Linked DNA regions of Mus musculus: all the other regions are linked to region 1. A link is a loop called in an ENCODE intact Hi-C map of the cell type or tissue named here. Cell type or tissue: heart. All regions are shown on one strand. Each heading gives the region's core, and the rest is flanking DNA. Links, peaks and the distances in the headings are about the cores only. Region 1 holds the start of Gm33460 (a long non-coding RNA gene). Region 2 overlaps Gm17399 (predicted gene, 17399). Region 3 overlaps Cmc1 (COX assembly mitochondrial protein 1).

What was found. A loop is a pair of places that touch in the nucleus more often than their neighbours do. Peaks named below come from ENCODE experiments on the same cell type or tissue, not always from the same donor. Only the 100,000 strongest peaks of a DNase experiment are listed, where the experiment ranks them.
Region 2: it touches region 1 in a loop (2.3-fold over the local background); 12 of 42 quality-filtered maps call a loop at or near these places.
Region 3: a loop joins it to region 1, with 15 times the contacts of the local background. A loop is called at or near these places in 21 of 42 quality-filtered maps.

What each region holds. Positions count from the first base shown.
Region 1 is chr9:118,483,432-118,494,201 of GRCm38, reverse strand. Gm33460 (a long non-coding RNA gene) reads left to right here and starts at 4,423. Exons shown (of 5, transcript XR_871343.1): 1 at 4,423-4,601; 2 at 4,924-5,118; 3 at 5,265-5,428; 4 at 6,861-7,032; 5 at 7,303-7,958. Eomes (eomesodermin) reads right to left here. Exons shown (of 6, transcript NM_010136.3): 6 at 8,070-9,928. The coding sequence ends at 9,190. In heart, for the core only: a CTCF peak has its summit at 4,341 (motif pointing right); a DNase peak (open chromatin) is centred at 4,481; H3K4me3 peaks cover 1,302 bases; H3K27ac peaks cover 241 bases.
Region 2 is chr9:118,163,238-118,174,007 of GRCm38, reverse strand. It overlaps Gm17399 (predicted gene, 17399), which reads right to left. Exons shown (of 2, transcript NR_155294.1): 2 at 3,626-4,303. Among named protein-coding and RNA genes, the nearest start is that of Gm17399, 18 kb to the right of the region's middle. In heart, for the core only: a CTCF peak has its summit at 5,216 (motif pointing right); no DNase peak of the experiment used is centred there.
Region 3 is chr9:118,092,917-118,103,686 of GRCm38, reverse strand. All of the region lies in intron 2 of Cmc1 (COX assembly mitochondrial protein 1), which reads left to right. Among named protein-coding and RNA genes, the nearest start is that of Gm51660, 25 kb to the right of the region's middle. In heart, for the core only: a CTCF peak has its summit at 4,101; no DNase peak of the experiment used is centred there.

The sequences.
Region 1 (10,770 bases), core at 2,892-5,391:
AGACCAGAATAACTAAGGTTAGGAAATACTTCATTTGGATAACAATTTTTAAAAAAATCAATGGTTGACCACAGTTTTAAATAATTCTGACACATATCAAGATGTCAAATCTCAGGATGAGTGGGATGGAAAGTCAGAAACTGTTCAGTGAGATTACAAGAAGCATTTGCCAAATTGAGGGAAAGACGCGGGCATACACGTAGAAGCACTTAGAAGTTCAAATAAACAGCACATGGTCAACTGAACCAGTTTGACTCGGGTGGTGGTATGTGCCTCCAGTCCCAGCACTTAGGCAGAGGTGGCAGACCTCTGTGAGTTCCAGGCCAGGGGTCTTAGTCAGGGTTCTACTGCTGTGAAGAGACACTGTGACCATGGCCACTCTTATAAAGGAAGGCATTTAATTGGGGCTGGCTTACAGTACAGAGGTTTAAGCCCATGATTGTCATGGTGGGAAGCATGGCAGTATGCAGGCAAACATGGTGCTAGAGAGAGAGCTAAGAGCTTTACACCTTGATTGGCAGGTAGCAAGGAAAAAGTGACATTAGGCTTGGCTTGAGCATCTAAAACCTCAAAGTCTACCTCCACTGACACACTTCCTATGTGTCACTCCTAGGAGACAACAAGGGGACACCTTCTCTAACAAAGCCACACCTCCTAGTAGTGCCACTCTCTATGGGTTTATGAGGGCCATTTTTAGTCAAACAACTACACTCTACTCCGTGGCCCCCACAGGCTTGTGACCATACAATAGTATCAACACTGTTTAAAAGTCCAAAGTTCAAAGTTTCTTCTGAGACTCAACGCAATCTCTTAACAGCAACCCCCTGTAAAATCAAAATGAAAAAGCAGATCACATACTTCCAACATTCAATGGCACAGGATATACATCACCATTCCAAGAGGGAGGAAAGGGGAGTAAAATGCCAAAATTAAGTAAAGAATATCAAAACTCAAGAGGATAGAGACAAAACGAGCTTATCAGAATAATGTCAGGTCTCTCCTCATAAATCTTAAAAGGCAGCAAGCTGGGATACTGTATCTGATACCCTGAGTAAATAGCTGTAAACTTAGAACTCAGGTTGCTAGGTTTAAATGGCAGGTTTCTTTACCCAGTAGATCATCTCACTAGACCTTGAGTCAGTCCTCTCTCTCTCTCTCTCTCTCTGTGTGTGTGTGTGTATGTGTGTGTGTGTGCGCGCGTGCGTGCGTATGTGTCTGTCTATATGTCTGTCTTTTCTCTGTCTGTCTTTCTCTCTGCTTCTGTGTGTGTATTTGTCTCTCTTTTTTCTCTGTGTGTCGGTCTCTGTCTTTCTGTCTCTCTCTCTCCATCTTTCTGTGTGTGTCTGTCTCTGTCTTTCTCTATCTCTGTCTCCCTTTTTGTTTCTCTCTGTCTCTGTGTATCTGTCTTTCTCTGTCTCTTCAGAGCCTGACTTACGTAGCTCTGGATAGCTTGGAACTGATATGTAGACCAGCTAGCCTCCAACTCACAGAGATCCATCTACTTCAGCCTCCTGAGTGCTAGGATTAAGGTGTGCCCTACCACTCCTGGCTTGATTTTATTTTTTTTAATACTATGTTTTGCCTGCATATGCCATGTGCTTGCCTAGTGCCTGGGGAGGCCAAAAGAAGGTGTTGGATCCCCTGGTACTAGAGATACAGATGGCTGTGAGCTGCCATGTGGGTGTTGGGAATTGAGCCTATCGTAGTAGTTACATATCTGATAAAATACCCTGTCATAAAGCAATTCAAGGGAGAATGTAGAAGTTAGATCCAGTTCTTTCTCCCAGTCCCATGCTCCCAGAAATAAGACTCAGACTCAAAACATACTTACATATACTTTGGCCATATGGCTAGGCTCTTCTATGGCTAGACCTAACTTAAAATATCCCACTTATTTTAGCCTACATTCTGCCACAAGTCTGGTTACCTGTGGTCAGGTACCATGTGTCTAGCTCCTCACATTTTCTGGGACAAATCTCCCTCTTGGCTCTATCTCAGAATCTTTCTCTCTACAGGAGAAAGAGTTTATTGTAGCTTACAACTCCAGGTTATAGTTCATTACTTGTGGAAAAGTCACAGGGGCAGGAGCTTGAGTGGCCTGGTCACATCACATACTGTCAAGAGTAGAGAGAACTAAATGTATGGGTGTTCACTTGCTTGCTTGTGCTCAGCTCTGTTTCTCTACTCCCATACAGTTTTGTGGGGGATGGAGGGGAGGCGGCTGCTAGGGAATGATGCTGCCCACAATGGGCTGGGTTGTCTCTTATCGGTAAGCTTAATAAAGACACTTCACCCACAGACTTGCCCACAGGCCAACCTAATGTCCCTCACTGAGACTTTCTTCCCAGGTGATTCTAGACTGTACCAAACTGACAATGAAAGCCAACCATCATAGGCACTTTCTCTATACTGTTCATTTGGAGCCAGTGTTCATTCCGTGTTAGAAACAAATCTGTAAGAGCCGTTGGGATTGCTAAAGCTCGGAAGTACCAGGCTTACAGTTTTATTTCCCCCATATTCTCTCTCTAGTCATGAGATGCAAATATGCACGATTGTAAGAAAGCTTACAGGAGCACCCATCAAACACAGATATCCAAAAGATTCAGAGCCTGAGAGAAGACTGCTTTCAAGGGAAAACATTGGGATGATAAAATTTCCGATTACCATGCAGTTTGTCAGTCACTCTCTGCTTTGCGCCTAAGTTGTAAATACACTCCATTATGAAAACGCTTCTTAAAGCAATTCTGAAACCCAGGCAGGTGGGGAGCTCCTGCAGTGGGACATGCCTGCATTAAAGGGTGTGGGGTGGGATGATAAGGTTTTCAAACACCAGAATGGGATTCTTCTTTGTAACTTCCCTTTATACGATGTTCATAACAGTAGTTCTGAAGCAGAGGGACTCAGAAGGTGTCTAACTGTACATGATCTTACATTCATAAAAAGTTACATTGGCTGGTGTACTGGCTAGTTTTGTGTCAACTTGACACAGCTGGGGTTATCACAGAGAAAGGAGCTTCAGTTGAGGAAATGCCTCCATGAGATCCAACTCTAAGGCATTTTCTCAATTAGTGATCAAGGGGGAAAGGCCCCTTGTGGGTGGGACCATCTCTGGGCTGCTAGTCTTGGGTTCTATAAGAGAGCAGGCTGAGCAAGCCAGGGGAGGCAAGCCAGGAAAGAACATCCTTCCATGGCCTCTGCATCGGCTCCTGCTTTCTGACCTGCTTGAGTTCCAGTCCTGACTTCCTTGGTGATGAACAGCAGTATGGAAGTGTAAGCCGAATAAACCCTTTCCTCCCCAACTTGCTTCTTGGTCATGATGTTTGTGCAGGAATAGAAACCCTGACTAAGGCAGCTGGGGAGCTGCAATAGTTTCTTTAGTGGTTAAGTGTGCTTGCAGCTCTTGGCATAGAACCCAGTTCTGTTCCCAGTGTCCATATCAGATGGCTCACAAACACCTGTAACTGCAGCTCCCAGGGATCTGATGCTATCTTCTAGGCATGCACACAGTATACATGGGTATGTGGGGGCATGCACTTAGAAACAAAAAATAATCCTTTTTCAAACTAGAGATATATAAAATAGAGACACACGTACACCTGCAGCTATTGCTGCTCTACTGACAGTAGCCAAGCCGTGGGTCAGCTTAGGTGTCCATCAACAGATTAGCTAATAAAGAAAATATGGTGTGTTTACACAACATGGAATTACTCAGGCATGGAGAAGGAAGCGTGCCATTTACAGGGTTGGAACTAGAGGTCATCGTCTGGAGAAAAATAAACCAGATACAGAAAGACAATGTTTCAAGTTTCTTCTCACATGCAGGAACTAGGACTAGGAGCAAAGAAAATGACCCGGATGGTACAGGGATCTTTGGGAAGGAGTATGTGGGTGAGAGATGGGGATAAAATGTAGTTGGGAGGATGGCATGACTGAAGTGTATGTTTGGAAATGAACTAGTGAAGTCCCCTAGTATGTTCAGTTAACATGCAATAACGATCATTGCTGTAAAACAAACTAGGAATTTAACCCAGGCACGGTGATGCCTGCCTTTAACCCCAGCACTCAGGCAGCAGAGGCAGTCCAAGAATAGTCTGAGGCCAGCCTAGCTACAGACAAACCCTTCCGTGTCACCCTTGCATGAGGAAACAAACCTGAGCGGCAGACATTGCAGCCAAGAAAACTGGTGTAAGGGTCTAAATCACGGGCTCCTTCCCTATTCTAAGAAGCATGTAAGCTACTGTAAGCTGGGATGAACAAAGATACCTACACGGGGTTTGCCCTCTGTCTAGTGGGAAGAAATCGGTTTGTTTTTTAGCTGGGAGAGTTACTCGCTGTGGCCACCAGATGGCGGAGAGCACCCGCGGCTGGAAGCAGAGCGGCCCAGGCAGGGAGCTTTGGGAAGTCATCCACACCCCGAGACCCGGCTTTGTAAACGCACGTTTTGGGTGTTTGAAAGGGTTAGGGGTGTGAGTGCTGCCTAAAATAAACAGCTACCCTGGCGGGCATCGGCGGCAGAGCTTCATCTGGCACTGAGTACTCTGGGGACCCAACTTTTCTCTTGGAGAGCTGCATGAGTGTGCTCCATGCACAGGACCAAAGAGGTGTGTGAGGTTCCCCCGAGGTGGCTCACCCTTGTAATCTCAGCATACCGGAAGTGAGGAGGGGGATGACCTTGACTTTGAGACCAGCCTAGTGTGAGAACCTGTCTCAAAAAATGAGAAGCAGGAAGATGAAGGGTTCAGAGTCATCCTCAGTTAAACCCCCCACCCCGCCCCAAGCCCCAGCCGAGTTAAAAGACAAGCAGGGCTGCTCGAGGCCCTGTCTCAAAAAAAAAAAAAAAAAAAAAAAAAAAAAAAAAAAGAAAGGAAGGAAGGAAGAAAAAAGCAAAGTGAAAAGAAGGTGTCTGCCACTTCACACTTTCAGACTGTGATCGCTTAGCTTGAGCGCTGAAGAAATGAAGCCCACCTTGGGCTCGCCCAGGCGGCCCTGATGCAAGCCCGGAGCGAGCCCGCCTGGTGTCTGCGCAGGCGGGAAGGGATCCGGTTAGCCTCATGGACCACAGCAGGACGGGTCCTCTCAAGTCAGTCTCAAGCTGTTGTCTGAAATTCCAAACTTGAGGTATGAGGGTGTGGCTGGGAGTGTGGAGGGGTTCCTTCGGGTGCAGCAACAATAGGGTTTTGTTTGTTTGTTTTTTGTTTTGTTTTTTTGCTTTTTGTTTGTTTGTTCTTTTCAAGTGCGATTTTAAAATTCGTCTGGTTGTTTAGAAATCTCCACCGGGTGAAAGCGTGATTTTTGAAATCTGAACACAGCGGAGTGGAGGACAATCGGAGGCGCGTCCCAGGAAGCATGTGGAAGCAACGTCCGAAAGTGTAAACAGCCAGGACTTTAAAGCCAGGAAGTTAGTGTCCCTACCGGCGGCAGAATGTGGGTAGAGTATCTGGGACTTTTCCATTCGCCAGCATTTCCAAGACACCTGCAGGGATCTCTCTCTCTCTCTCTCTCTCTCTCTCTCTCTCTCTCTCTCTCTCTCTTCTCTCTCCCTCTCTGCCTCTCTTTTTCTCTCTCTGTCTGTCTCTCTCTCTGTCTCCTCCTCCCTCCCTCCCTTTCTCCCTCCTTCCCTCCCTCTGCCTCTGTTGCATGTCTTCCCCCCACACCCACCCTCTACTCGGGTTTGAGCCTCCCGCCTTCTTCATTCCGGCTTTAAAGCTTAGTTAGAAAGGAGGGAAACAGGGTCAGACTAACAGGAAATTTGGAGCATCAGCACCCCTTGAGGTTGAGTCATAAATTACAGCGGTGAGCCCGCTCCAACCGCAGCCGGAACACCGGTCAAGATGAAGGTCAACTGACCAGCAGCTTTCCCTTTGGACCCCAAACTCTTTTGGGGTTCTTCCCGCCTTCCCCGGTTTTCCTTCCAGGTATCGGAAGTATCCTCCCGCCCACGCTCAGGGGCACAACCCTCCACCCAGTAATTCTTGACCTTTGCACCGAGGCATAGAAAACCTGCATCCACCGAGAAGTAACCTGCGCCGGGATGAGGGAGGGAGCGAGCGAGGGAGGGAGGTCCTGGTCCGAGTTTCCCCCAAAGTAAAACAAGGAATACGGGGATTGCTGACGCGCTTTTTTATACCTTTCCTTTTTATCTAGAAAACCAGACTGTTTAGCGACGAATACATATTTCCAACCACGAATCTTTTTGGGTTTGTGCCGAGTTTTACTCGTCCGGTTCAGTTTGTCTGTTTAAGTGAATGTTTTTGTTTATAGCAAGAGCTGAGGACAAGCGAACTTGGGCGACCCGGCAGACTCCTCCACTCACCCCCAGCCGCTCTTTCAGCCTCGCGCCGGCGAACGGCCCTGTGCCCGCGCAAAAGCGCGCAGGGCCCGGGTGGGGAGTGTAAACAAGCCGGCCGGGTTCCCAGACCTTGATCTTTATTTAAATGGAGGCTTGTTTATCGGTGTCATCCTAGGAGGATTAATTAGATACATCTCTTCACAATTTGGTGTCTGACACTCCATCTTAGGAATGCCTTATCACAAGGTGTTAATTGGGGCCACTCAGCCATTTACGTTTCTATTAAACACTGTGAGGGACTTTTCACAAGTACCGGATTCTTTTTACTGTACGGTGCAAAAATATACAAGACTTGAAATAGACTAGGGCCAGAGTCCTCTTTATCCCGGCGTGCGATTAGCATTTTCTTTCTTTCTTTTTTTTTTTTTCTTCTTTTCTTTTTTTTAAGACAGAAACAGCAGAGCATCATTTGACACTCCAGATACACCAACCGTTGGACGTGGGTGCAGTAAGTTGGTACTGACTAGGTTGGGCCAACTATACGTCTTTCTCCCAAATCCCCTGCCCACAGGAACACATTAAAAAGCAAATCTCTAGAGACTACACACACCTGGCATTCTGGGAAAAGTCGGGGCGGCTTTGCCAAAGAGTCTTGGAAATGCGGAGTTTGTGGGCCCCCCAAGTTCGTGGCGGTGCTCTGGTCCCAGAAGTTTGGAGGACGGGAAAGACTGTCCACAGCTCAGGTATATCTTCTGGCAACCTTAATTGGGCGCAGAAGGGGAGGAGGGCCCGCCTGATTGCTTGCCTCCCCACAGCTAATCCTCTTAGCAGCTGCATTTCCGCGCTCCGCAGTTAAAATGACCCTCCCAGCTAGACCTTTACCCCAGGATGAGAAGGGGCTTCAAGGGTTTGCAAGCTGGGCTTTAAGCCGTCTGCAGATAGCCCGGCGGGACGTCTGGCAGGGGGCGGGGAGAGCCCTCTTCCCCTAACTGCTTAGTCTTCCGCACACCTAGGATTCAGTGAGGGCCTGGGGTGCCCTTCCCCGTCCGGGATTAATAACTAAAACCGTGATGCACCGCTGTCCAGATGCTGTTTGCAGAACTGCAGTGTACCAGACAAATGGAATACTTCTTTGTGGCTGCCGCGCCCAAATCCTGAGTCCTGGATGAAATTTAGCTGAGGGTAAGGCGAGCGAGGACATCCACGGAAAACCGTAAATGGGCGCAATAGGGTGCGCTAACATCTCGCCGCTGCGGTGCTTAAGGGACCCGGAACTCTCGAATGGCCACGGGGGTTCCCATGGCGCTTACGTGGGTCTACGAACTGGTCGCCTAAAGTAAACCCAGGAAAAGAACTAAATGACTAAGGGCCAGGGGGGAGGATAGGAAGCTAGGATTAAGCCTGCAGAGCACAATCTTGCATCTCCAGGGCAAACACTCCTTCCCCAACCCCAGCCAACACCCACTGTCCACACTTCCTAGTGGGGCGAGGAAGTAGATCCTGTTCATCTGTGGGGTTGGGGAAATAAACAGAAGCACTCCCTGCTCACCACTCAACGATATCAGTAGCTAGTTAAAAGATTATAGAGCCTTCTGTGGAGGGGGAAGGGGTGTGTGTGTGTGTGTGTGTGTGTGTATGTGAGAGAGAGAGAGAGAGAGAGAGAGAGAGAGAGAGAGAGAGACTGAGAGAGAGAGAGAGACAGAGACAGAGACAGAGAGAGAGAGACTGTTCACTCTGGAAAGGGGGCAGAAAGAAACAGTTAAATAAATAAAATCCATAGTACAGAAGACAGAGCTATACCTGGTCCCTTATTGAACCACATTTATTAAAAATGACTTATGACTGTACATAAAAATTCAGAATCTCTAAAAAGCCTATAGGAACTGTGACATCATACTGCAATTTTTTTTTTCACATTTACTGAAGGGGGAAGTGGGGATGACCAAGGAAAGAGGATTAAGCAGGGTTTTTCCTTAAGTGTGTAGAAGCAAGTACGGAGGCAGCTGAGTACTTAGCGAAGTGGACAGAATATCTCCAAGATATGAATCCCTCCTCTTAACTGCAGTTGTGGTTTTGCAAATTCTTTACAACGCCAAAGCACCAAATTTACATTATTTTTATCTGATACCTAGGCAGTTGAATTTGTACAATATATTCCAGAATATTCTAAGGTGTCTAAACATACAATTGTACACTTAACTTCTCCCTTTCTTTCTGATCCTCCTGCCTTCTACAGGTCATCCCAGCCACACAGAGCCAGCCCTACAACAAATGGTTTATTCCAAAATTCTGCAAGGAATTGAAGGCAGTGAGTACTAGCTAGCCACTTAAACATCAGTTTGTTTGTTTGTTTGTTTTCCCCGCTTGACTCTCAGGCTCAGCCTCTATAGGCCCTGGCAGAAGATATCTGTGAAGAGCCCACTGTTAACTCAAGGTCCAACCCTTCTCTTCCCGAAGCAAAAATATTTTAACCCTCTGGGCTGCTGTTTGCTTAAAGATTTATGAGTAGAAATAAGAGCCAAAGTTTGTTTTGTTTTGTTTTTTTCTGTCATGTTTTCTTGTCTTTGAAATTCATTTAATAGCACCGGGCACTCGTTCTTCATAGCCTGCTTTTTCTGAACATTTCTCGTTTCCCATAAATGAATCAATCCAGCACCTTGAACGACCTTTTCAGTTTTAAAAACACTCCTGCGTCCTCCAGTCACTTTAAAACCAATGCTAGGTCTGCTTCAGTTTAGTTACCTGCGGCCGTGGCAAAGCTTTGGCGCCTTCTCTCAGAGAATTGCACAAAACAGGATACATCAAAGGTGGAAGGCAAAAGTCTTTTTGGTAACCTAGGCAAAGAACACAACAAAACACCACCAGGTCCATCTGGAAAGGTTAAAGGTTAAAATAATGCTCTAGGGACTTGTGTAAAAAGCATAATAAGCCCCCATGCCTTTGGAGGTGTCTTTACTGTACTCTTCAGTGTTAATGTCCTCACACTTTATGGGGGGCGAGTTTCCATTGCTGGGGGTGCTGGGAGACAGGCGCTTTCTCTTGCAAGCGCTGTTGTACACCCCGGAGTCGCTGGAGTCTAGAGACTTGATGGAGGGGGGAGTCTCTATCCAGGAGGAACTAATCTCTTCTTTAACTTTTTCCTTGGCAAGCTGATCTTCTGGGAAGACAGGTGGGCTCATTCTGGATGTCCATGGTAGTCCAGCTGCCATCTTCCTCTGATAAGCGCCACGGCCTCCCCACCCTGCCATAGCAGGGAAGGTCGGGTCAGGGTAATACCCCAGGGCATGGGATGTCTGCAGGGGCAAGGACTTAATACCATATGGGAGCAAGGTACTGGAAGTATATTCAGATTCATAAGAACCGATGTCTAGCTTGTTGGTCACAGGTTGCTGGACAGGCGTGACAAGCCACCGCTGGGGAGGGTTGGCCACCTCTTCGCTCTGTTGGGGTGAGAGGAGGCCGTTGGTCTGTGGCACGGTTCTCTCACCGTTATAATATCGGGCTTGAGGCAAAGTGTTGACAAAGGGCTCCGGGAAGAAGTTTTGAACGCCGTACCGACCTCCAGGGACAATCTGATGGGATCTAGGGGAATCCGTGGGAGATGGAGTTAACCTGTCATTTTCTGAAGCCGTGTACATGCTACAATATAAAGAGAGACACTTAAAAATAAAAAACAACCCTCACGTTGTCCCCAAACAAGCTGCCTCCCAGAAGCTAGAGAGTTGTGCTGCCGACTGTGAGAACAGAGTGGATTCCCCACCCCTTAAGAGGACACTTCCTCCAGGGGTCAGATATTTCCTATGGGAAACTGGGATCTGTGGCTATATCATGGGGTCGAAGGCGAGCCTCAACAGCATTGACACAGACAGGCCTGGGTGTCTCTCTGAAGCTCAACATAAATCAGAGGTGGCCGAGGCCTGTAATCCCGGTACTGGGGAGGTGGAAGCTGGAGGTCAGAGGTGAAAGGTCATTGGAGCTACAGAGCCGGTTTGAGTTTGATCACATGAGACCCTGTCTCAAAATAAATAAATATGGAAAATCTACTGTAGCAGTCTTCGAACACGAGGGACTAGAACAACCCTCCCTAATCAACGGGGCGGACGGAATGCAGGGCCGTGAGAGTCAAATGTTGTGAAAAACAGTATCCTTTCGGGGTTTTTTTCTCTTGTGACACGTAAGGAGGGGGAAAAAATCTGCTAGTGATGCTTTTTTAAAAGTTGGATCAGGAGCTGGAAGGTCAAGAACTGCTTTTGAGGAAGACTAGAGTTTGGTTGGAAGCACACACATCAGCTGACTGACAGCCACCTGTCACTCCTGCTCTAAGGGACCTGAAACCTTTGGCCTACTGGCACCCACATGCACATACCCACACAGAGACACAAATGTACATAATTAAAAATAAAACCTTTTTTAAAAAAATAAAAATTGGGCTGGAAGGTGTCAGCACCCACCTTTGATCCCAGCTTTCGGGGGCAGAGGCA
Region 2 (10,770 bases), core at 4,220-6,719, 320 kb after region 1:
TCTTCAAGGCAATGTGCCTGATAGGATGCTACTAAATGCACGGTTATCTTTAAAAGCATAGCGTGTGCATCTGTGTTCGCTTTATGAAAGTGTGTGTGCCATACTCTATACAAATGTATTATTAATATATATCAATTAAGTAAAAATTTTTTTTTCTTAAAACACAGGCAATCAACATTAAATCTTTTAAAAGTCCTGACAGAAAAGAAGGAAGGAGGAAAGGAAGGGAGAGAGGGAGGGAGGGACACTGAGAGGGAAAGCTAATGCTACATATAGAGTCATATTAATAGCCCATAGAATACCACCTCTGGATTATACAAAGCCATTGGAAGTTAATGATCATAACATTGAGAAATAATACGGAATTTCCTTCCTTGCTTCCTTTGTCCCATTTTCCTGGTCATGTCTTTTTCTTGTTTCAGTTAAAAAACATGATAATTATCTTGAAAGGAAATTCCAAGCTCTAAGATGTGTGCCCGTGTGAGTGCCCGTGTGTGTGACCGAGGAGGACCTTGGGTGTTTGGCTCCATCATCCTCTGCCTTGCTCCTTTGAGAAAGAGTCTCTAAACTCGGAGCTAGGCTGGTAGGCTCTGTGATCTTCCCTTTCTGCTCCCTGCGACATTGAGACACTAAGCTTATTGTGGGGAGATGCTGGGTGGGAGGGAGGAGAGCAGCTGAGTTATCTCGGGCATGGTTTATTTTGGGATGATTTACATGAGGATTTATTTTTCACTCTGAAAATAGTATGCTGACACAGCAAAGGTACATGTGAGAGGGTGCAGTGCTGTAGTCACCGAAGGGTTCACACTGCACAGAATAATAAGGCAAATGCTCTCATCTTGAGAACCCCTAAACTGAAACTGCCAATTTTTCTCTTTTTAAACCATCTTCAGATGTTAGTTTTTGTTCCCATTACCTAGCACTGCATGGGAAATTATTCCAGAATTTGCTGGTTTAAAGCGTAAACAAGTTCGGTGCATTTCACTATTTTCTGGGTCAGGCTTTGGGCAGGGTTGCTAGGTGGTGTTCACTTAGTCTCGAAGTTGATCTGAAATACTCAAGACACGTGTATTCTGTACATGCCTGGGGCCTTGGCTGTGACAGCCAGAGGGGTGTGCTCACTGTGTCTTCTTTGTCATTTCCCAGCATGATTATCAGGCTGCCACTTGGAGACTCAGGTGTTGCTGGAGAACAAGGTTAAAGCTGCCAGCCTTCTGACGGGCTAGATCTAAGACTGACATGTCATTTCTACCACTGTCTTTATGTCCATGCACTCACAGGCTAGCCCAGATTCAGTGGGAGTGGCATTAAATAACTTGTGGCCATTTTTAATCTTCCATAAAATTGAGACACACTTTAAATGTTACCAGAGCTTATAAAGATCCAATGTAATCTTGCCTTCTCCCAAAATTAAAGCTGCCACCAAGAGCAGAGAGTAAATCCTTCTCTTACCTGTTGTGTTGGCTGCTTTTATGTCACATTGACTCAAGCGAGAGTCACTAGAGCCTCAACTGAGAAAATGTCCCCAGATGAGCTGGCTGAAGACAAGACTTTAGGGCATTTTCTAGAGTGGCCATTCATCTGGAGGAGCCTTAACCATTGTGGGTGGGGACACTCTTGCCACCAGGTTCCTGCCCTGCTTGAGTTTGTGTCCTGACTTCCTTCTCTTATATGGAACTGTAACTGAACTAAAATCCTTCCCTTCCCATGTTGCTTTTATTCATTGTGTTTTGTCACGGCAATAGAAACCCTAATAAGATACACACCGAGTATTCTGAAGCAATTCCTGCTTCGAGGCATGCATTATAAAGTTTACATCTGTTGCACACCTCTATCATTTGTGGCAAAGAAAGACCAATACTACATCTTGCTTTCCTGTCTACATAAACTTTATGAAGTTTATAGCACAACATGGGGATTTCTATCAATACACTAAAAGTGTTGCCTATATAACTGTATATGCTGTGCATAGAAGATATGGTACTTAAAAAACATTTTAGTAAAGTCCATATAACATGGGCTGCTCATCAGTCTGTACATGCTCAAGGTAATTTTCAGTGGTATTTATTAAAACAAAAAAGTATATATAAGCCAGAAAAGGTGTAAATAGTCTGGGCCTGGTGACAGAGGCAAGCAGATCTCTGTGTCTGAGGCCAGTCAAGACTCTTGGTGAGACTGTGTCTCAAAAAACAAAACAAACAACCCAAATTATATGCATCTGCATATAATGGCACTTATATGCAGAGACTCTGCTTCTCACTAACTTACACTGCTGCTATACAAGATAAAGAATTATGGTTTGTCAAATATAGTCAAAAAGTTCCATCCATTTACGTTGACTTTGAGAGTGGTGTGGCAGTTTGAAAAAATATGGCTCCCATAGACTCATGAGCTTGAATGCTTGGTCATAGGGTATGGCACTATTAGGAGGTGTGGCCTTGTTGAAGGATGTCTGTCACTGTGTATGTGGGCTTTGTGGTCCCTTATGTTTAGGTTCTGCCCATTGCAGATGATAGTTTCTTTCTGGCTGCCTTCAGACTAAGATGTAGAACTCTCGGCTCCTTCTGCAGCACCATGTCTGCCTGGATTCTGCCATGCTTCCTGCCATGATGATAATGGAATGAACCTCTGAACTGTAAGCCAGCCCCAGTTAAATGTTTTCTTTCATAAGAGTTGCCTTGCCTTGGTCATGGTGTCTCTTCACAGCAGTAAAACCTACACAGCCTGGTTTACTAGTTAAATTCATAAACATTTATATGCACATACTTAAATGTTAGCATGACTAATGTTTTGTAAAATTATTATTACAAGGAACTATGTTACACAAGTGTTTGTATCAACCATTACTTATAATTATGAAAATAGACAATGTAAACATTAATAAAGAAAAAACTAAATAAAATGTACTAAAATTTCATCTAAAGAATAGATATAAGTTTATAAATTAACTAAACATACTGGTCTATGTAATGAACTTTTGGTTTAAAAAACATGGTAGAATATGATATCCAGTGAGACCCAGTTTAAAGTCATGACTTGTTATGATTTGTAACATAGTGACAAGGAAATATAAAGTATTAGTATATTTATTTACAAAGTAGCTAACAATGGTGACCCAAAGACTTCTTAACTTTTTAACATTTATTGATTGTTTTATTGATTGATTATGTACACATATGTGTATGTGTGCTCGCATTTACTCTACCATGATACATGTTGAGGTCATAGACAGGTTGTGGGAGTTGGTTCTCACTTTATACCACATGGAGTCAAATTCAGACCATCATGTTTCTAGGCAAGCTCTACCACACACTGGGCTATCTCACTGCCCACACACCACCACACACTGGGCTATTTCACTGCCCACACACCACCACACACTGGGCTATCTCACTGCCCACACACCACCACACACTAGGCTATCTCACTGCCCACACACCACCACACACTGGGCTATCTCACTGCCCACACACCACCACACACTGGGCTATCTCACTGCCCACACACCACCACACTGGGCTATCTCACTGCCCACACACAACCACACACTGGGCTATCTCACTGCCCATGCATGCTCCCAAGAGATTTTTGAGGATGAGGAGTGAAATTCCAAGCAGGTCAAAGGGCTTTTGACACCATGTGTAGCATTTTATTTTCGATTATTTGTAAGAGGTAAAGATGAACCACAAGCGTTTTACTTTAAATTGTTTAAAGACACAGACAAGTGACAAATGAGATAACCATCTCATTGTGTGATGTGTTTTCTAGAACAATGTGCAAAGTGTAACTTCATTGGTACAGAAAATCTGCTGCCTGATGCATACTGTACTTAATTGAGAAATGCAGCAAAACTGAAGGATCTCTCCTGGACTGCAAATGAAGTAGGTTACTTTGTGTGGGAAGGAGTTAAAGCCAGAGTAAGGGCAGGAGGACTCCTCTACAGTATGAGTTTCACACAAGCATAAGATTTATTTCTATAACAAGAAGGGACATTAATTAAGAAGGAGATGCAGAGATGCCTTTCTGTTACCAACAGAACAGCCTGTACTTCACACCTAGGTCTCTGGCTATTTCCAGGTCTCGCTCTTGCTTACGGGATGGAAGCATCTATGCCTTGGCGTTTACTGCAAAGCCATGGCTGTCAGCGGACAAGTGACTCCTCTGTGCATGTGGACACTCGATGGGCTCCTGTGTTAAGGGATGAAGGAAGAGGAAGATGCCATTATTCTTCAATGAAGTTCAGGCAGAAGGTCTTACAGGAAGACATTGCACTTCATCATTAGTTACTGCTGGCTTTCTAAGTCTGCAGGCAAAAGACACAAGAGGGAAATGATCTAAACCAAATCTCAGTCAAGAATTCCACCCACCAAATTGTAAAGCGAGAACTAGAGGAGACTGTATTGACCCAGTTGATTCTAGTATGACTAGATCAAGATAAATGTGATTGACGCTGTGCCTGTCTGGCCCTTTCTTACCCCAATCAAAACCCATGTCGATGAAAAGGGTCTGCTTTGATGGTCCCAAACGTGATAGGAAGAGCCGCTCCCTTTAGTCATTTCCTGTTTGTCAGTTTTTTTTTTTTTTATCTAGGTGTTAGGTTTAAATTTGGAACATGCGAGGTGCAGTGAACTTGTCTTGGGCAGAAGAAGAAAAAAGGAAGAAAGAAGCTTAAGTTGCCTATTTTTAAATGGAATATAATTTAATCTATAAGGCAAGGTAACATCTTCTAGTTGTGAGAGTGACGTTGCTATACAGTTTGCACAGTACCAGCAGGTGCTTGTATGTAAAGCATGGCTCTGATTGCTTATGAATTGTTAAGTCTGTGATTTGAAGCTTGGTTTGGGAAATGCTGACATGGAAGGATGATGAAGGGGACAAGGAAAAGCAATAGATTCCAGTGTGGAGGAGAGTCAAACGTGAGACATCAGGAGCAGATGCCTGATGCATGAGGACAAAGCTTGTAAACCCCATTACGTCGTGTGATTTGTACTGGGAATCACAGTCGCAAAAATGCAGTTCGCTCTTAGCTAATGTACAAAGACGTGGAACGATCTACGCTGTTCTGATCTGAAGGGCGCCACAAGTGAAGCTCTGGCTTATACCACTGTGACCACTCTACTGACATTTCTGTCCCATCTTCTTCATGGTCCAACTCCTCTTCTAGAGTGAGGAAGATCAGTCCAGAGAAGCTTGTCCGCGGGTCTAATGTTACAACACTAGAGGGCAGTACACCAGAGCGTCATGCGTGTAGCTTACTGTAAAGGTGACAACAGCCTCCTTACACAGCCAGAAAGGAGGAACTAGAAGGTGTTGGTATCAGTCATGGCACAGCCCTGCTTCAACAGATGAAGGACTGAGATCTGCACCAATCACAAGACTTCTCTGTTCCACCAGAGGAAGTGTCCCCCCTATGGCTTGCACATCACAGTTGCAGGTCACTTACAGTTTAGCAAAGCCTGAGAGGGCTGCTTTCCAAGGCCACAGGACATGCTGTCTATAGTGACTGGGACATGTCTCGATCACCGTGTACTGGTTATCTGCAGCTGCTGGAGTGTTAGGGCAAACTCCTCCCTCATGTTCTCGTCAATCCTTTGTTGGGTTCTCTAAAATGTTGAGCAGAAAGGCTTTGGGAACTTTTCAATTGCTATCCCATAGCAGGCTCAGATTCTGAAAGACGCATCTCAAAAAGAAAAGTGTGTGTGGCCTTTGTTCACTGGGGTTTACCACAAATCAGTATAAGGCAGCTTTGTTGTGAGAATCCCTTTAAACACTTTCTGTGAATGATTCCAACGGTGAAGACCCTTCTTGAAGGACTGGAAGCCTTCAGCAGGGAACTGTCGGCCCGGTAGCTCTTTGCCTAGCAACACCTGGAACCTCCCTTAGGGAAGCTTGCCCATTTTTGACACTATAATCACTCTGAGGACACCACAGCAGCTTCAGGGAACCAATGCAGCCATGCACACTTGATGCTGGCACTGGGAGCCTTAAGGGAATTCTAAACAAGAGCACAACAGACCCAAGAGGCCATTGACAGTGGTGATAAGGGTCAGCACAATGCTGAGGAGGGTTCTGTTTGAGGAGGATGAAAAGGGCACCTTTGTCATTTGTGGCATAGTTTGGCAGCGCGGCTGTCTGTGGTAACCTAGGGAACAGAAGCAACGGCGACTTAAAGCACTCGGAGACTTGGCTGTAGAGGTGCACACACAAAGTGTAGACAGTGCCAGCTGGTGGCTTCTTCTAACCATGACTTCTTAACTTCAAGAAAAAGTTGAAAGAGAAAGCAACTGTGAGGTTGTGAGTCAAATTTAGAGGAAATAGAAAATCTTGACTTCATAGGCTTGAAGATAAAACTTTTTCTTTCTAGTGTCTGTTTCGGTATCTCATTATCTATATAATTCTCTGTCTCTGTCTTTGTCGTGTGCTTAATAAACAGGAAGATCAAATGTTGTACTTTCACTTATTTCCTTAAGGCTCCCAATGCCAAAGTCAAGTGTGCATGTTTTATTGTTGTTGTTAAGGAGAAACCTCTTTCTATATACCCTATCTGCACAAAAACTCTATCAAGGGACAAGACATGTAGCTTTGTTGGCAGAGTCCTTGAAAAGCTTGCACAAAAACAATACCATATAAACTGGACATATGGTAGCATGTATTTGCAACTCAGGAGATAGAGGTGTAAGGATCAGGAGTTTAAAGCTATCCTTGGCTGCAATGTGAGTTTGAGACTAGCCTGGGGTACATGAGACCTCATCTCAAAAAAACAAAACAAAACAAAAAAAAACCCACCAAAACAATACCTTCAGACAGTATTCACAGGACCTCTGACGGAGCCAGTGCACCAAGACTCCAAAGAGTGTTCTAGTAAAGCAAGCAGCAGTTACTAAGCTAGCCTAGTCTTGAAGACTTAGTGAGCACCATTCTTCTGTGTTCTATTTGCTATGAATGGGCTGCAGGGAAGGAACAAGAAGGCGTGGCTTCCTAGGGCACAGTCCTCAGAGGCTTTGTTATCATTCATGGTACAAGGTGGCACACTACATAAGGCACAGTGTCGCTGTGTTCCCCCATCCAATCACAAGTGAGAATGCTCCACATTTACTTTAGTTTTTGATGAGACAGGGTCTCATGTACCCCAGGCTGACTTCTAACTCATTCTGTATGTGGCTGAGGGTGATCTTGAACATCCGACCTTACTATGCCTACTCCTCGAGTGTTGTCATCACAGGCACACACAACCACACTGTCTCTCAGCCCCACTTTTTTTTTTTTTTTTTTTTTTTGGTTTTTCAAGACAGGGTTTCTCTGTATAGCCCTGGCTGTCCTGGAACTCACTTTGTAGACCAGGCTGGCCTTGAACTCAGAAATCCGCCTGCCTCTGCCTCCCGAGTGCTGGGATTAAAGGCGTGCGCCACCACGCCCGGCTTTCAGCCCCACTTTTTAGCTGATACAAGTAACTTACTGGAGATTTCTGAAATTCACTTTCTTCATCTTTTAAGTGGTGAAAATAATATTTAGATATGATTAAATTGATGGTTTTATTTTACTTTGATGTGGTGATTAAATTCAGATGACGAAATACAGCACTTAGTTAAAGTACAATAATATGTTAAACCCACACACATATAAACATGAATATGTGATGATGCTTGTCATTATTCATATAGGAAGATTTTGTTTTGCTTTTTTTTTTTTCAAGACAGGATTTCTCTGTGTAACCTCGGCTTGGCTGTCCTAGAACTAGCTCTGGAGATTAGGCTGGCCTCAAACTCACAGAGCTCCTCTGCCTGTCTCTGAGAGCTGGGGTTATTTGTAGCACACAATAACAACAAAACAGAGAGAACTGAGATCTACTAACTGAGCTGATTTGATTTTGTCATTGGCCCTCAGACACAGCCAAGTGTCATTTAACAAAGGGATCTGCTCTGAGAAATGGGTTTGGCCTCATGAGGTAGTACATTCTGAGAATTGCCACACATGGCGGTTCATCAGTGTCTGAAAGACTGTAGCTTGACAGATGACTGTGTAGGTAAATTGTATTTGTAGGTGGTGAACAGTGATCTGGAAGGACATTGATGCATGTGAGTTCACTTCAGGACCACCCTGATTTTCACTTTTAAGTCTTCACACAATTCTAGCAGGTGTCAGTATTATTCTGGAGAATGGTCCAAACACAGGGATGCAATGGAGATTTATGCCATCTACAAGGTGTTCTCTGGCTCACACTACTACAAAGAGTAAAGCTAGCTACAGTGACACGGGCAGCAATAAATGCTCTGAAGATGAGGAGGCAAGAGGATTTCTGAGTTGCCTGCCAGCCTATGATAAGCTTTAGGGCTAGAAGTGGGCTCAGTGGAAGAAACTTGCCTGTCCTTCCTAAGGTCTTGAGTTCCACTCCCAGAACCACGGAAACAGAAGAAAAGTCATCTCCAATACTCCAGAGAATCAGGTTTTGGAACAAACTATGATTTAGGGCAACTTAAACATATTTTCGTTTTGTCCCATATTAGAGGGCCTGAAGACACTGACTGCACTGGGCACAATTCAAAGTTTGTCCTTTGGGGCTCAGTGATGCTGCTCTACTTCTGGGGCTGGTCCTCTGAACCTCAAGGTCCGTTTCAGGACAGACATCCCAGCCCCCACACCCACGCCTCTTCCACTCTTTAGTGCTCGCTCCTTTGTAGGCGTCTTGCTGGACAAGTAGGGGGTCGGAGTAAGTGCATGGGGGTGTGGTACTTCCCTCTTTCCAGAGGCATGCCCAGTGAAGATGAAGACTGCCTTTTCTGGAATCTCTAATAGACATGAGCCTCTGCATTGGCCTTGATCGTATTTCAACAAAGCCAACTTTCCTTATTTGAGGCTCTGGACATATCAGTGATACTGCTGGCCTAAGCCTTCTCAGGTGTCTGATGAGCTCATGATATGCCTGAAAGCTAACATGTCCTAAGGTCATGGGCATTTTGACCTATGGGGTCCTTCTAATAGATGATGGCCATCCAACTCATGAGCATGGAGTTACAAACTCAGACTAGGGAAGAGTAATTAAATATGTTGACTGGCCATCTGCAATGATGTCATATAGGTGCTCCTCACAGAGTAGTTCAAAATATTCGAATGTTAGCTTCCTTCTTCCAACCACTGGATTCTTTGGTGTTGTTTTTAGATAACGTTTCATGTACCCGACCACTCTTTGGTCTTATTTCATTTTCCTGCTTCTATAAAACCTAGTTGCTTAGCATTGAAGCACCCAGTATCACACCCAAACCAAGAGAAAAGCAGCAATTTGGGGCTATGTGTTTACAACAGAATACAGGGAAGATCTGCTCAGAGTTCTCAAGTCCATGTGACATCACAGCAGGAGAATAATTGTACCCGAGTAGCTTCAGTGGGGAGAAAACACTGACACGAAGGAGACATGGTTTGAGGACATTTTAGTTCAGGTAGTATTTGGCTTAAAATAATACTGGTAGCATCTCAGGGATCAATCCCACAGTGTTAGTGTAGGACCAAAGCTAAAGATGGCCTAGAAATTCATACTTTCATGATGGATAACATAGCTGAGCTTATCTGAATGAAGGTGGTTAAAGTCCTCATCTTCATCCATTCCCCCCTTTCTTCCTTTGAGACAGGAGCTCACATATTCCAGGCTGGCCTCCAACATGCTATGTATCCAAGGCTGGTCTTGAACTCCTGATCCTCTTGTACCTTCCAAGTGCTGGGACTGCAGGCAGGCATGCATTACCACGCTCTGCCCTCAATTCTTCTCTTCTGGCATGCTACCCCACACATCAACACTAATTCATTGAGACAGAAAAGTCAGGTCCCCTGAGACTCAGTGAGCCAGATTCTAAATTAACAGAGTTCATCATTGGGGAAATCAAAAGCCAATTGGAGAGAGCTTATTATAGCTATAATGATTGCCAGCTCTCCAATGACTGTGATTGTTATTTTGAGTTACCTGACTTTTAGACATATGCTTACTTATTTAATTAATATTTCAGAGGGTGAGCTCCCAATTTCTGGCTTTGCTCTACTGAAGCTAGAGAAATTGTTAAAATCTGATCAAGTTTCTGTTCTGTTTTCTAATTCCAACAAAGACTGGCACGTCCACAGACCGTCTCCTTCCATTCAGTGACACACAGCTGAAGACTTGCACAGACCTACTCCATTGTTTTATGAAATAGAATTAAACGTGTAAAGCAGTTAACATTTAAAGGCACGTCGATCTGAAGCACTCCTTGAACTCATTTGACCAAGCATTTTCCCCCGTTTTTTGAAATCACACCTGAGTTAGGATGTGCAGTCTCTTCCTCTATCTGGTAAGCACAAGGTGTGGGGACTTGTGCAATGGATAATTAATCTCTATTGCTATCTATAGTTTCATAGTTAACACTGTCTTAGCAGAAGTGTGAAGACACATTCACACCTTTGAAAATGGATGATTAACTAATCAAACGACAATATGAATGTTAGATAGAATTACAGAGATGACTGCAAGGCAGAGCTATTTATGATTATAACATTCTATTTAATTTTTAAGGGTGGATTGTTCAGTATAATCCGTGCTCCTCAAACATCTGAGCAGATTCTCAACTTTTTAATTACACAACTCCTCCAAAGAGAATGAAGGTGATTTTAGACTCCTTTCTAATTATGCATTTTACACTCAAGAGGTTAAGAAGGGAGAGAGGGGGTACAGTTCAAGACCACAGGCAAGGAGAAGCCTAGAAAAGAGAATCACATTTGAGTGAATAGCCAGTTAGCTTTCCCTCTGGA
Region 3 (10,770 bases), core at 3,084-5,583, 390 kb after region 1:
AGATAGCACTGCCTGCGATGTGGTCTTTGATTTTCATAGCTATCCTAGGCGTGCATTGTTCTTTATCTTCTCTAAAGACTTGATTTGCCAAGATTTGTCAGATTTCTAAATGAAGCATTTTAAGTTTCTAAATTCTAAGAATTCTTGTAGGTTTAAGAATTGCTAAATGTGGTGGTTTGAATATGCTCGGCCCAGGAAGTGGCACTATTACTGGGTGTGGCCTTGTTGGAGGAAGTGTGCTACTGTGGGCATGGGCTTTAAGACCCTTGCCCTAGCTGTCTGGAAGTGAGTCTTCTGTCTGCCTTTGGAAAGAGTTGTAGAACTCAATTCCAACCACATCATGCCTGCCTGGATGCTGCCATGCATCCTCTGAACCTGTGAGCCAGCCCCAATTAAATGTTGTCCTTATGAGACTTGCCTTGGTCATGGTGTCTGTTCACAGCAGTAAAACCCTAACTAAGTCACTAAATAACATTAGCATATAGTCAATAGTTCATTATTCATGATATCACTTTGTGAGGTTTAAGTTACTAACATAGCTACAATTCAGTAATGTTAAACAGATAGGAACTACCCACTCATTAGTGACTCAGTAATCTTTTCAAGTACTGACTAGCAGTGCAGTGCAGTGCTGTACTCAAGTGTCCCTTTTAGTAATGTCCGCAAAATGTAGGAGTGGTGTTACAAGAAGGCAGCAGGCTTTGCATTTGGAAGGCACATTAACATTGGCACTTATACAGCACTCAGGGCACGATAGAGGGAAACTTACTGTCTCATAGGTTTCCATTCTAGCTAGAGTTGTGGGCATCCACAGGTGTCTTGGAACTTGTCCCCCATGGGGAAAGGGGAGGGTGGGATTACACTGTTATCTGAAGTTATTGACAGCTGATTTCTATGTATATAAAATTCCATATTGTCATGCTGCCCTTCCAATTAATGTTTAAGTCTGCATTTTAACAACCATGTATTGTCGATTTTGATTTATTGCTTGTATTATGTTAATTGGATTCCTAAAAACAAGAGAATCCCACGGGGTCCCTGCCCCAAGTTGGTTCTAATTGGTAAATAAAGTTGCCAGCTGCCTATGGCTGGGCAGGGAGACAGAGGTGGGATTTTAGATTTCCCCAGCAGGGGAACTGAGGGAAGAAGAAGGATTTAGTACTGCCATGCCTGGGAAGCAGAAGGACCAGGCTTGAGAGCTGCAGAAGGGAAAGCATACAACCAAGCAAGCGCTCAGGAAGACGGCCCCAGGGAACCCCACTGATTGGGTCTAGGGTAGCAGAGATGGAATATAGAGTTTAGTAAATAATAATTCAGGAGTAGTGGCGGGGAGGCATTAGCAGTGTGGAAGTTTGTGAGTGGCCCAGCCATTGAGCCACATTGTGTGTGTGTGTCTGTGTGTGGTAGCTTCGAGGAGAGAAGCCCGGACCCACCGGGCCTCTCCGGGACTGAGCCGGATGAGCCGGATGGTGAGTGTTGGTGACCTGAGACGAGCCACCCTGGCCAGGAGTCTTGTCGAAGCAGGAACTTTATAATGTGGCAGCAATTTGCTTTTATAGACAGGGCAAGGAGGTGGGGATAGAAGTATGGGGTGAGATGACTTGTGGAGTAGTGTGAGATGAGCCTGTGGGGTGATCTCAAGGGGCCTATAAGAAATTGATACATCAGCAGTAGCTAGGCAGAGGCAGTCATTCAGGTCAGGTCCATTGGCCCTGCTGAGTCATTCTCAAACAAATGACAGGTCTCAAAAATCAAACCAGGCTTGGGTTTGTCCTCAAGGCCCAAAATAAGGCCATATAGGGCCCAACATGTGTGTGTGTGTGTGTGTGTGTGCCTTTCATTGGAGAATCCAGAGCATTGGGAACATGGGTGTGCCCTGGGTCACCATGGGGAGATTAGAGTAGCCAACTACAGCAACAATGTATCAAATGAATGGTCATGTTTGATTGAACTTTTTCATCCCTTAGAGGCTTCACCATAACCAAGTTCAGTTTTAATGACAGTTGTGCCAAACAACAACAACAACAACCACCACCACCAAACTCTGAACCTCTGTTATTTGATGCCTTTCCACAATTCAACTATCTGTACTAGCAAAGGCTTAGGAAATCTGATGTGACTTGGTTAAAGTATTCCACATCTTCCTACAGGATTTCCAGGTCATCCCACACACTGGGTTAAGTTCCTTTTGACATTGTGAACCTCACCCTGTGTTTATTAAGAAGAGTTTCTCTGGTTCGGCTGTTTCATGTGATGTTGTCTAAGCTCCAAGGTCTTCAGCCATTCCTCCCTCCCTGGCTTCTGTCAGCTTGTTCTATGGTTCTATGATTTACCAGGCTTTATCTTTGGTGGTTGATTTCCTTTTCTTCTCTCCGTCTCTCTCCCCCACCGCCCCCCCCCCCCCCCCCCCACACACACACACAGGGTTTCTGTGTGTAACAGAGCCCTTGCTGTCCTGGACTTGCTTCGTAAACCAGGCTGGCCTCGAACTCCCAGAAGACGTCCATCTGTGTACTGTGTGCTAGGAATAAAGGCATCTGACATTATACCTGACCAGAGGTTGAATTCTAATTATTTTAGTTTCCTATGTTTGCAGACTACACCTGGATGCAAGATATAATTTATAAATCTAGTGAAAGCAATTATTGTGGCTTAGAGGAAGGGCAGTGAACCAGCCTTTTGTGTTCTTTTGCAAGATAATAGATGGTTCTATCCCTGGCAAAAAGGAGTTTTCCTGCAGGGAAAGAACAAAAGGTCATCATCCCCTCCCCTCCCCTCCCCTCCCCTCCCCTCCCCTCCCTCTGGAAACTGCTCATGGTTTGAGTGCTAAATTTGTTCTATTACATATATACAAGTTGGTGATTTAAGATTTTCTTTTGGGCCTTAATACATATAGCTTACAAGGCATTGTGGTGCAGATCTGTAATACCAGCACCTGAGAGACTGAGGCAGGAGAATCCTGAGTTCAAGGCCAGCCTATACTTGGAGGCCCTGTCTTTGAAAACTGGGTGAGGAATAGAGTTACCTAAATGTGTAAGGACCTGACTCCAATCCCCAGCACTGCAGAAGACAGCAATGCATGGAGACTCGCTTACCGTGTTCTCACAGCCTGTTCCTGGCTCATTCTGTTGTCTTGCTCTATTGATACACACATTTTAACCTTGTATATGCCCAGTTTTTGAGTATATCTAAGAGTATATCTTGTATATGCCCAGTTTTTAAGAGTATATCTTGTATATGCCCAGTTTTTAAGAGTATATCTAAGCCGGATGCACGCCTTTAATCCCAGCACTCGGGAGGCAGAGGCAGGCAGATTTCTGAGTTTGAGGCCAGCCTGGTCTACAGAGTGAGTTCCAGGACAGCCAGGGCTACAGAGAAACCCTGTCTGGAAAAACCAAAAAAAAAAAAAAAAAAGAGTATATCTAAATTAGGTAGATTCTAAAATAACCTTTGCTAACTTCATGTTGAAACACTACCACCCAGAAAGACCACCAACCTACACGACAAAGCGCTCTGTACTACACTTCCATGATGATAAAACAGCTTCCTCCGCCCATCAGTATTCAGAGTGCCAGCATTGCTCCCTCACTGGCGCATAGTCAGCAGACTTCTCGATTCTTTGAAGGAGACTTTGAAGGAAGAACTCTAGTCTGCATTATGTTTGGGTAGCTCAGGTAGGGTTAATTGCGATTGGAATTGGATTCCTCACCCTTTTCCCTATAAATTTTAACATGTTATTTAATGGATGTAAAGTTATGCAAAGCATTTATATTAAATAGACTTGTTAAGTCTATCTTTCTTATCTGGCACCCGATTCACACTGAGTGTTAATACTCAAATATCCCTTTGTGATGCGTTCTCAGGAATAGGCTTCTGTGCCAAGTTCCTCATTCGTCAGTTCTCCGTTAAAGAATGTGTTCCTTGTATATATCTTCACTAATGTATAGGGCATACCCATTTTTTCTTTCCATTTCCTTTTTGTTCTAAAGGACACGGTCCAGGATGTAAGGAAGTAGGTCATGGTATCTATAAACTGGTGAGAAACCAAGTATGTTATGAAGTAAAAAGTGGAGCTTCATTGCCCTCTAGGGGTTCAGCTTTAACATAGCCCGTGTTAAAAAAGAGGAGGAGAGAGATGTGCTGCACAGAGGAGCACTGTCATCTGTGGACTGTGACTGGTTAACACTGAAACCTAGTTTACAGTAATTATTACAAGTGAAATCACACCTAATGCTTAGTAATATTTTAATTAAATGTCAGCATTCCTAAGCAAACCAGAATTTTCAAGAATTATTTGATGACCAACCTATCATCTAGTGTATTTAATGTACTGTCCATATCCTGTAAGAGTCCGAGGAGTAAGGGTTGTAAGACTGGGGCCGGGGTGTCATCAGGAATGTGCCGGTTGGTTTCAGCTATTCTCACGGGCGTTTCTTCTCTCCCCTGTGGGCTCTGTCTACAGCTGCAGAGTTTGGAAAGGGAAGCAATTTGTTTTTCCATTATTGAAAGTATTAGCTAAACTTTGGCTGTGTGAGCAGCACATACTGAGTTTGTATGCAGATATGTTAATGTTTCGAATATTTAAGCACATGTCTATATTGGATGTGAAAATTCATGTGCTTATTAACATTTGGAAAAAATTTTTTGCGTTAATTTGTATGTATTTAGATTTCTAATCCCCGCAAGGAGCCTAGAAAGCTGTACAGTGGGTTTCTACTGTTACCAATTATGAGCTGTGATATCAAGTATCTTAATAAGTAGTATATAGTATTGCAATATAAAAATACATTTACTTTCTCTCCAACCCGTGGTAAAAATAGAGGCCGTCCTGCAGGATGGGCAGGGCTGGTGCCGTCTGCATCCCCTGCCCCTTTCCTTCTACCACCGTGAGTTGAACATAAGGCATTAAGAGCTTTCTTGGAAAATTGTAGATCTTTTCAAGGATCTAATTGAAAATAATTTTAAGTTTTATAATTAGTAGTAAAAAGAAATCTTGAACCACAGATGCCGTGTCCTGAATAAATCTTAGAATATTGAAACAAGGAATCTAAACATTTAATCATGACTAAGAGGAAAAATTAAACTTTAGCTGACTGCCGGGAAAAGTAGCTTTGTGTTAAAAGAGTTGCAATGAATATTCTTACATGCTAAATCTATAAGGCTATGTCTTTCTGATTACTAGAGTGTGTGTTCCAACTTTTAAAGGAATAGCCTACATTCAATCCCCAACAGAGGTTTTTGTTTTTTATCCCAGCTTTACAGTTTCCAAGTTTTAAGTGTGCATGCTCACATCCTTCTATGGATGTGATAAGATTCTGTCTAGAAGTCCTGACTGTGATTATAGGTTATAAGCTATAGCAAGCTATGGTCACACATAATATGGACTGCTTGAGTAAGGGCTTTCACAGAGAACATTGGCTTAGGAGTCTGTTTCAGACCATGCTGTTTTTAATCTCTCTATTTTCTTTTAAATTGTTGACAAGTGCCCTTTATTCACTGAAATATTTAAGCCACTTCTAATTTTTAGATTCTTTGAGGTGGCCTTACTTTTTTGGTTTTCAGTTTAAACAGATATAGTCTATAGCATAGTTAACTGTACATTTAAGTTTTTAAAATACAAAACTTGGAGTGCTCTACGCATCATTAAAGAATATTTTAATGTTTTTGTGTTTACTTAAGGAATAGTACTGGCCTCAATCATGAAAATATTATGAAACCCATTGGTAAGCGTGGTGAATATGTCTGTTTTAATTGTGTATTTTAATTTTGAACAGTACCGATTGACTGGCTAGCACTGACATTATTTTTTGAAACCATAAACGTATTGCCCGCCCCACCGTCAATGTAGTATTTTTGATCCATCTTGCTTATTTTCCATTATCACTGTTTTAAAAACCTCTCTGAGCTAACCACACTCCTAAGATTGTCAACTGAATTCTTGTCATAGTTTTATGGCACAAAATTGGAAATGAAACAGTTTTATCCTACAAAACAGTTGTAGAGTGCTTGCTATCGCTGACCTTGAGCAGAAGTGTGTCCCTAGGCTCTCATGGCGGTTGCTCTGCGAACTCCGAGCCTGGGTGGGAAGGATCTGTTTACTCCACGGTTGCTGGCAACATTCATTCCTCAGGTCTGGCCACTTAGGATTTATTCCATGTAGCGGTATATGCCACCAAAAGCTGTTGGCTGAGAGAGAACATTTTCAAAGAGACAGACACAGCCTTTCCTAGCATCCTCATGGAAGTGGCGACATAGTCCTGGGTTAGATGCCAGTAAGGAGAGTTCACACATCCTCTCTCCTCTCTGGGAGGCGCTTGCCTTGGTGGACACAGGCACAGGGCCCTGGGAGCTGCCCAGAGGCCGTTTGCCTTCGCAGCTGCCAGCCATACCCTGCTTTGTTTTCTTCCCTGCTTACAGAAGTTGTCTTGACTCATTTTTATAAAATGTCTCACTTGAATTTTACCCTTGGCTGCGCTTCCCTTTTGTGTTTCTGCTGCATTGTTAGCACTGCAAGGGACTGATTTTGGCGTTCAATCTCTTCTCTTATCTTTTTCATCTGTTCCTTGAAGGATAGTTTTCCCGAATTTATGCATCTAATAAATTCTTATCCAGTGTGACAGCCGAGATGCTCCTCTTCTCCTAAGGCATCTTTGCAGAGTGGTCCTGCTGCTTCTGAAGCAGCTAGCCTGATGCTCTTTAACATTTGCCACCTTTTCTGGTCTGTCCTCCCCTGTGGGCTGTTGTGAGGGCTCTGGTGTACTGAGTACTTTCTGGAAGCCTAGAGGGCATAGGGGCAGGAGACAGCACAGTGTTTCTCTTTAATAGCCTTTAGGAAAGACTTTTCTTTCCCCAGAAGGTTACGTTTGGCTTATCCTCTCTAGGAAGTGTGGAGCCCTGAAAAATGACACCCCCGGTGGTTTTGCTGAGCCTGCCTAGGTCTTCCGGAGGTGTGTAGGAAAGCTCTTGTATGCAGTGCGTTCCCTGTATTTGTTTCCTTCTGTTGAGTTTTGAGATTTCCTGGTACCTGCCCTGCCCTCAGTGCTTTGCTGAGAATGAGGAGGATATTAACGCATTTCTTAAAGGCACATATCCTAGGAAGTGGAATTGGGGCCGAGGTCTATTCTGTCTTCTCTGCCCAGAGTCTGCCTCTGATACTGCTCTTTGAGGTTTGTGACATGTGGCTCTCCACTTAGTATGTGGCAGCCCGCCAATATTTATTGTTGAAAAAGGTCTTTTTGTTTTTTATTTTTTGTTTTTTTTTTTTTTGTTTTTTTAATTAAACACTGAGGAAAACTTTATGCTTTTAGTATTTTGCAGTTTTTACTCAGATTTATCTTCACAATCTTTTGCCTAACCTGTCCGGTTAGCACACAGACTGTCTTTTCTCCATCTGGAAGATTTTCTTTCTCTTCTAGCCTCCCCTGGAACTCTGTGGCTAGTTAGATCTTTCTGGGATATGCAGCTCAGTGACACTCAGCACCATGTGTAGGATTGAGCCTGAACTCACATTAAAGCCACACAGCAGTAGGATTCCTCTCTTCCTGTGCATGCCCCGTGAGGTTTGCAAGGCCTGCTTTGTCCACTGTGGACTCGAAGTCCGTCTGGGGTCTGTCTCTAGAAGTGGATGTCGATGGGCTGTCCCTTCCCAGGATGTGGCCGATGCTGAGGTCGCTGCTCCAGCTGCCGTAGGTTTCATCATTCCCTGAGTCGTTGTCAGGCTTATCGAGTGACACTTTAGTTATTTGCACTGTCCTTGTGAAGGTGCACTTTATACCCCCCAGGATTATTTTGAGTCTCAAGGGAGTCTTCACCATGGTCTTCTCTGTGCCAGTTGTGCACGTAGTGGTGTCCTCCAGGACGCAAATCAGTCACTCTGAGGGAAGAGGCCACAGTCTGCTCACGCTTGCATCTCTTGGTTTCATGTAGGTCATTTTCTTCTGCTTGTCTCAGCACCGTGCGATTGAGATCAGGGCACATTTGGGCACACGGTGGGTGGGATGCTTGGCACCGAAGAGAGGCTTTTCTTTCAAAAGAGCTGCGAGTAGACAGTCTGTTTTATGAGAGAGGACAATGCCGATGAAAAGTTTCTCAAGAAACATTATCCTCACATGATTTAAAAGGAAGAGCTGTGAGGAGAGGACAGATGATGAATGTGGGCTTGCTGTGGTTGAGGGCGTTGGTTGAGAGGGTTGGAGCTAGGCGGCCTTCAAAGAAACATGGCTTTGGGTGGTAGGTTCTAGGCTTGCAATCAAAATTCCTTTAATGTGTCTTTTGAAAGTACCCTTTCTTAGTCAGGAGCTGGTGGCACAACCTTTAACCCCAGTACTTGTGAGGCAGAGGCAGGAGAATCTCTGAGTTCAAAGCCAGCCTGCTCTTCAGAGTGAGTTCATTACATCCAGGGCTACACAGAGAAACCCTGCCTTGAGAAATGCTGCCCAACCTAGTAACCAACCAACCAACTGAATAAGTAAACGAATGCACCTCTAACTTCAGAGCCTTATACAGTCTTATCATCGTGGTGCTGTGGTCACAGAGAGCATGCTCTTCCCCGCCGTGTGCGTTTCTCTGCAGTTGCTTTATTAGCTTACAGAATAGTGAGTGCTATGTGCCATAGTTCAGGGTGGCTTGTCCTTTCTGTTACACAGAATGAGTCCCTGTCTGTCAACAGTGTAGGGCAAACACGTTATTATCTCTCACTTCTTGTACTAGGCACAGTTGGAGAATGTTGTAATAAGGATTTACAAGTAAGAGGAAGAACATGGAACAGTGTCCTGGTGCCTTTGTGGCAGATGGGCTGTGGGGCACCTATTTGAGATTTTAGGAGTCTAGCTGCTAGGTTAGGTACGGAGACTGTCTGTGTACAGTGTTGTGAACAAGGGATGACTCCAGAAACCTTATTGCTGGGTATTCAGGAGTGCCGCATGGCTGCCAGAGCCGTGAAGTCTGAAAACATGACAAGCTGAATTTGCAAGACATTTGAAGGTTGTGCGATGGTTAAGAATTTACAGTGAAACCACTGCCTACAGTGGTGTAGGAGATCTCTTCTCTTCTCTTCTCTTCTCTTCTCTTCTCTTCTCTTCTCTTCTCTTCTCTTCTCTTCTCTTCTCTTCTCTTCTCTTCTCTTCTCTTCTCTTCTCTTCTCCTCCCTCCCTCCCTCCCTCCCTCCCTCCCTCCCTCCCTCCCTCCCTCTTTCTTTCTTTCTTTCTTTCTTTCTTTCTTTCTTTCTTTCTTTCTTTCTTTCTTTCTTTCTTTCTTCCTAGATTTATTTATTTATTTTATGCATGTGAGTACACTGTAGCTGTCTTCAGACACACCAGAAGAGGGCATCGGATCCCATTACAGATGGTTGTGAGCCACCTTGTGGTTGCTGGGAATTGAACTCAGAACTTTGAAAGAGCAGAATAGAACTTCTGAAAGAGCAGTCAGTGCTCTTTAACTGCTGAGCCATCTCTCCAGCTCTGAAAGCTTTTCCTTTTTATAGGACCGTGAAACCATGGCTTTATAAGCTGGTGCAGAGTGACCCTAGGGAACTGCCGAGTGGGCTCACCTCATGGCCACATTCTGTCTTCTGAGGCCCCGTGCTCTGTCACAGGGTTCTGCTCATGAGTCCCTCATTTATAGCTCCAATAACTTTATCTTCTACACAGTCTATCTACAGACACTCCTGGCAGAGTATATGGTACCTATCGGTTGATGTTCCCATCATAAACCTGAATTTCTTGTATTCTTTGCACATATAATTGTGCTTATATTTTTCTGGGCTAAAAGTTGGATTAGATGTCTTATGTGTATTTTGACTCCTAAGATCATACAAAACATTCTTTCTGATATACTCAATAGCAGAAAATATTTAGTGTTTACAATAGTTTTGGCACTCCGTATTTGAACCAGATTTTTAAATTTGTTTTGTACTGGAAGTAGACACTTGTAGAGAAATGTAGATGTTTAAAGCAATGGTAGTACTCAGACTGGCACGATTTAGAGTCAGAATCTGTTAAATCTATTGGGAATATGCCAGGAATGTTTCCCAGGCTCAGTTTTATCCCCTACACTGAAGACGGAAAGACTGAGAGTAACATGTAAGGGCAGCATAGCCACGAGCACCGTCCTGTTCATAAAGTAGGTGTGCTGCTTACCTACCAAACAAATCTCTAGGGGCTGGAAGTCACAGGAAGTATGCTGTGTCAGCAGATAGGCTGGTTCCTGAAGGAGTTTTTAAAAACAGAGACAGGTTAAAAGTGTAACAGAAGGACTGTGTAGACACTGAGTACTGTAAATTAGGACTTAATGTGCTTTTAAGTTCATAAGTACAAGGAAAAATTTAAATTGCAAGAAGAAATGAATGGAAATGTACACAAGTTAAAGGCAACATACAACAGGGTTCCAGGAGACCCACGTTTGTTAAGAGCACTGCAGTTACTTTTAGAAACAGAATAAATCACTTTAGCCTTACCTCTTTGAGTTAGAATTTTCATCTGCCCTCTATTCTATCTGTCAGACATCTATCAGCTGCCACCTGCCTCTGCTTTGCAGCGCTGGGAAGTGTCAACTGTGACCTCATGTTGCTAGGTACATGTTCTGTCACTAAGCAGTTTCCAGTCCCATCTTCTCTTTAGAAAATGCATTTGTGTTCATTGACTTGTGTAAAGTAGAGCTTCTTGGGACAGACTGTATAACACTAGGTCAGTCCTCCAGCCCATGGGACAGACTGTAGCACTAGGTCAGTCCTCCAGCCCATGGGACAGACTGTATAACACTAGGTCAGTCCTC